Regions from separate parts of the Homo sapiens genome. Here region 2 is linked to region 1. The links are chromatin loops, found by intact Hi-C in ENCODE. Cell type or tissue: heart right ventricle. All regions are shown on one strand. Links, peaks and the distances in the headings refer to the core of each region. The heading gives the core; the rest is flanking DNA.

Region 1 (2,815 bases), core at 172-2,671:
TCTTGTCTTGTTACTGTAGACTGTGTGTGTGTGTGTGTGTGTGTGTGTGAGTTTTCCGTTGTTACTGTTGATTTTCTGCGTGTTTTGTGAGAGGACCACGCCGATTGTGGTGGGCAACTGTGTCCCAGTAGCAGTAGCAGTAGCAAAGGAGAAGTATCATAGAGAGTAGATAATACTTTAAAATCACAGAATAAGAAGAGTGAATTTTTATTTAACCTATCATTGTGCTGCATTGGTTTTACCTAAGTATCATGAGACACTTTTAACAGTAAAAACTACTATTCATATATTCACGTATTACAGAATTTCAAAAGAATGATTTTAATTATTTTCCAGAGTGACGAGAATTTTCCTTATCTTTGAAATAGAAGTATTTTGCTTTCTTTTGCTCCAAAGGTATTCTGGTTTTTTGTTGTTGTTCTGGTGTTTTTGTGTATGTGTGTGTGATAGGATTTCAACTTTGTTGCCTTGATGGAGTGCAGTGGTGCGATCATGGCTCACTGCAGTCTAGACCTCCTAGGCTCAAGGGATCCCCCTGCCTCCATCTCCCAAGTAGCTGGGACCACAGGCTCCTGTCACTATGCTGGGCTAAGTTGTAATTTTTTTTTTTGTGGAGATGGGGTCTTACTGTGTTGCCTAGGCTAGTGTTGAATGTTTGGGCTCCAGTGATCCTCCCACCTTGGCATCCCAAAGTACTGGAATTACAAGCCTGAGCCACTGTGTCCAGCCTGTATTCTGTTTTTAAGATGTTCTTCTAAATTGAAATTACTGCTTTTGGAAGCAGTATTGTTCCTGAAATGATTTGAAGAGATTAATGTTAGATAATACTAGACATGCAGATAAGGTTGATTGGATTGCAGAGGAACAACAGGGTATGTATAGTATATGTGAAATTTTTTTAAAGGCCTTTTGCTTAGCAGTCACACAACAACTATTGAAAAACCCAGGGATAGCCCCTCTTATTTTTGAAATTGTTGTCAGTATTGAATAAGTACAAATGTGACAAGTTTAGACTTAGTTATAATGATAACGGGAAAATAATTTTAATAAATATGACAATGGACTTAGTTTAAATGTTTCAACAACAGATTGCATTTTTATATTTTTCTAGTTATTACCACTATTTGGATATTTTATAGAGTGCTTTATATATACACACACTAGTGGATCTGGACAAGATCCTGGAATTTTCATTTTAAATTTTAGAGAGTGGTAGAACCTGGAGGTTAGATCTTCCCAGTCATGAGTAAATCAGGATTGAAAATTTTCACTAACTCCAGATTTAGTGTTCTTTTCACAATCCCATAGTATTGCCTCTTTAAGTTCATATGAGACTTAATTATCTCAAGTAGATAAAATCCTGTGATCACATTTAGAACTTTTAAAGAATAGTTGAGATTGAAAATACTTACTCTGGGGGAAAAAGGTAACTGGAACACAGTGCTTCAGAAAAGTCCAGACACCTTGATTTTACTAATTTAGAACAGTTTAGAAGAAATCCAAGGTAAGTCAAAGTTGGGAATTATAGGAAGCAATGAAATAGTCAATTTCAGTGGGTGTGGTGGCTTACGCCTGTAATCCCAGCACTTTGGGAGGCCAAAGTAGAAGGATCGCTTGAGCCCAAGAGTTCTAGACCAGCCTGGGCAACATAGTGGGACCCCGTCTCTACCCCTAAAAATTAACCGGGCTAAGTGGCACACACTTGAAATCCCAGCCACTTAGGAGGCTGAGGGAGGAGGATTGGTTGAGCCCAGGAGGTTGAGGCTTCAGTGAGCTATGATGGCCTGGGTGACAGAGTGAGACCCTATCTTAAAAAAAAAATAAGTAAATAAATAGTGAATTGCATTTTTTTTTTTTTTTTTTGAGACAGAGTCTTGCTCTATCGTCCAGGCTGGAGTGCGGTGGTACAATCTCTACTCATTGCAGCCTCTCCTGGGTTCATGCAGTTCTTCTGCCTCAGCCTCCTGAGTAGCTGAGTAGCTGGGATTACAGGCGCTTAGCACCACGTCCGGCTAATTCTTGTATTTCTAGTAGAGACGGGGTTTCACCATGTTGGCCAGGCTGGTCTTGAACTCCTGACCTCAGATGATCTGCCCGCCTCGGCCTCCCAAAATGCCGGGATTACAGGCATGAGCCACTGCGCCTGGCCTGAATTGTCCTTTTTTTTTTTTTTTAAGATGGAGTCTCGCTCTGCTGTTGTCAGGCTGGAGTACAGTGGCGCCATCTTGGCTCACTGCAACCTCCGCCTCCCGGGTTCAAGCAATTCTTCTGCCTCAGCCTCCTGAATAGCTGAGAATACAGGCATGCGCCACCACGCCTGGCTAATTTTTGTATTTTTAGTAGAGGGGAGGTTTCAACATGTTGGCCAGGATGGTCTCGATCTCTTGACCTCGTGATCTGCCCGCCTCGCCCTCCCAAAGTGCTGGGATTACAGGCGTGAGCCACAGTGCCCAGCCAGAATTTCACTTTTTAATTGAAATGTTATGAACAATAACCAAATAGGTTGAACTTTTTTGTTGTTTTTTGAGACCGAGTCTTGCTCTGTTGCCCAGGCTGGAGTGCAGTGGCGCCATCTCGGCTCACTGCAAGCTCCGCCTCCCGCGTTCACGCCATTTTCCTGCCTCAGCCTTCCAAGTAGCTGGGACTACAGGTGCCCGCCGCGACGCCCGGCTAATTTTTTGTATTTTTAGTAGAGATAGGGTTTCACCGTGTTAGCCAAGGTGGTCTCTTATCTGCTGACCTAGTGATCCACTCGCCTCGGCCTCCCAAAGTGCTGGGATTACAGGAGTGATAGGTTGAACTTTTGTTATACTTA
Region 2 (2,815 bases), core at 31-2,530, 70 kb after region 1:
GTCTCAAACTCCTGGCCTCAAGCACTGCTCCTGCCTCAGCCTCCCAAAGTGCTGGGCTTACAGGTGTGAGCTACCGTGCCCAGCCACAGATTTATTTCTGATGCTTCTCAGTCTTCTGTTTGCCCATCTCTTTAATTCTGCATTTCCCAAGATGTTATCTTTGTACATTTAACATTCTTAAACAAGTCAGATAGTGTCTCCTTTCCTTTCATGAAGTAACACCATTGCTTTTTCTTATTTCAATTTATTCTCTTTTCTGCATTACTTCCTCTCAGTTTATTTACATCACCACTCTGTACAACAAGTGTGATTCCCATGTCTGTTCTTAGCCACTACTCCTCTTGAATATCATACAGTCACTTCAGGCTTGGATAAATTCTGAGCCTCAGTGTATTCATATGTAAAATGGGGATGATCATAATATTGCCATTTTAGGGGGATTTTGAGGATTAAATGAGATGTGTAATTAAGCCTTCAATAAATGTTAGATGAGGTAATAATTAAGATCTCACAATTAAGTATTCTTAGTATCCTTTCAAAGAAGTTACCTGTTTACATCATCCATTGACTCTCCTACGTTCTAGAAGTCTTAGTACAAAATCAACATGGAGACTTGTTTACAACCGTATTAATAAATTAGTGTTTGTTTCTGTTTCTACGTGGTATCTTTTTCTTCAGGTTTTGAAAGTTGTAGTAATGGTGTAATATCAAATAAAGCACATCAATCATATTGCCATAGTAATAAACACCAGTCATCCAACTTGAATGTACCAGAACTAAACAGTATAAATATGTCAAGATCACAGCAAGTTAATAACTTCACCAGGTAAGTAATTTCACTGACTTTTGCACTAATATAAGCAACCTAGTTATAGGTGTAATCGTTGTAATAATTTTGAAAGAACTTGAATTATGTGACCCACAGAGGGGCTCTGGGAGTTCTTAAGCCCCCAGAGAATAAAAGCGTAGGGAGTCAGTTCCCCAAAGCTTTTTAGTCTCCTATTATGCACATGAGCTCTTTCCTTAGTTTCTTCCTCTTCTCTACTACCTTCTTCCCTCTAGTAAAGTTATAAGGACAAATTCAGGGCTTCATGCATTGTCTTCCTGCCAGCCACAGAGCTATACAAATGATCACATAAATGCCATTTGTTATGTTTTCACAGTGGTTAAGACACAGTAGCATATTTAACCTTGAACGGTGACATAAGATAAATTTACAACTGATTTTTTCTCTGTGTGTGAGTTTTTTTTGGTGTAAATGTGTAGAATGTTTTCCAAGTTCAAAACTAACTTTACAAATAATCTTTTTTGAAAGCCTGCCTTTAAGTAGCTTGCATATAGCAGATGGTTAAGTCATTTAGTAAACATTGGTGTGAGGATGGTTTTGAGGATTTGTTGGGCACCAAACATTCTGCTAGGTAGGGTGTCTCACTTTGAAGAGGTTTGAAAGATGATATCTCAGTCAGTGTACTATGACCCTTGATATACTCAGGTTTAATATTTATGAAACCTAAAAGTTCATGAAGTGACATTATTTGAATTAAATACTACTGTGCAGTAGCAAATTATTGTGAATTCACCCTGCCCAAATCATCCAGGACTGGGTCAATTTAATATTGGTTTGGTCTATAACAAACCAGTTGGTTACATTGCATTTTCAGGAAATGGTCATCAGTGCCACATTTTCTTATTAAAGGAGAGAGAGCCTAACTTTTAGCATGGAATCTTAATGGAAATATGATTTTGCAGAAAGGATTGTATGTAAAAAAAAATCTGTATTTGAAAATTGGGAGATTAATCTCAATTTCTGGGTTGTCTGTCACACGTGACAAAAATTTACTGAAGTAATAGTGTGTGTGATTGATATAAGTTGTAATGGAGAACCACAAAAGTGTATGAGAAGAGCAGAAAAATCGTCTTTCACAGCAGAGGTGATATATTGGAAAATATAAAATCAAAATATTATAGTTTAAAAATAGATGGAAATGTAAAAAGTTAAGTACTTCATCATGCTTTATACTAAATGCATTGGTACTTTATCATTGATCAAGGCTCTTGCCAATGTTTGAGGGTAAGATTGCAGTCAGTTTGTGAGTTTTTCTCTTGAATACTATCCCTACAGCAGGAAGTTGCTAAACAGATCTATTATTACCTGAGTTCAGGGAAGCAAGCTTAACGGAAGGGTCTGATGACACAACATCCTCCTTTGTCTGCAGTATAAAAGGGAAAGAAAGTCAACTTTGAACTGCCTTAAGCTATAAGTTATTTTGTAGTTGGTAATGGCTTTCCTAACTGTGAAGTAGGCAAAGATGGTATTAACTATTTAAACCATTTTACAGATGTAGAGCGGGATATCAGAAAAGTAAATGACTTTTTTTTCTTAAGGTCAATTATTAGTAGCTAGTAAGTTGCAGAGCTGAGGCTGCGTTTCAGGATTTGACTTGCAAACTTGTGCTTTTTCCCTGATACCGCCCACCATCTGAAATGCTCTTCTTCCTACCCTCCCTCACCTCCAGTATAACTTCTGTCCAGGCTGAGAAAATTCAAGTTCAGATGTCAGTTCTTCCAGGATGTTTTCCTTGATTTACATCCCATCAAATATGTCATGTTTTGTGATTAACTTCCATCATAGTACTGATCATAATTACTCTGTAATATAATAACTTAATTAGCTTTTTATAGGTTGTTTGCTACAGGAAGGCAGAGGCTGTTTCATAATATCCTTAGCACCTAACAGGGATCATACCTCAGAGGCTCTTAAATGTGTGTTAAATGAACGAGTTCCTTCCAAATACTAAACTGAGTTATCAAAAAA

The links. Peaks named below come from ENCODE experiments on the same cell type or tissue, not always from the same donor. Only the 100,000 strongest peaks of a DNase experiment are listed, where the experiment ranks them.
Region 2: a loop joins it to region 1, with 3 times the contacts of the local background. A loop is called at or near these places in 34 of 110 quality-filtered maps.

The regions. Positions count from the first base shown.
Region 1 is chr6:13,706,054-13,708,868 of GRCh38, reverse strand. The region is part of intron 1 of RANBP9 (RAN binding protein 9); the gene reads left to right. Among named protein-coding and RNA genes, the nearest start is that of RANBP9, 4.4 kb to the left of the region's middle. In heart right ventricle, for the core only: no CTCF peak of the experiment used is centred there; no DNase peak of the experiment used is centred there; H3K4me3 peaks cover 115 bases; H3K27ac peaks cover 610 bases.
Region 2 is chr6:13,635,819-13,638,633 of GRCh38, reverse strand. It overlaps RANBP9 (RAN binding protein 9), which reads left to right. Exons shown (of 14, transcript NM_005493.3): 10 at 679-826. Among named protein-coding and RNA genes, the nearest start is that of NOL7, 22 kb to the right of the region's middle. In heart right ventricle, for the core only: no CTCF peak of the experiment used is centred there; no DNase peak of the experiment used is centred there; H3K27ac peaks cover 740 bases.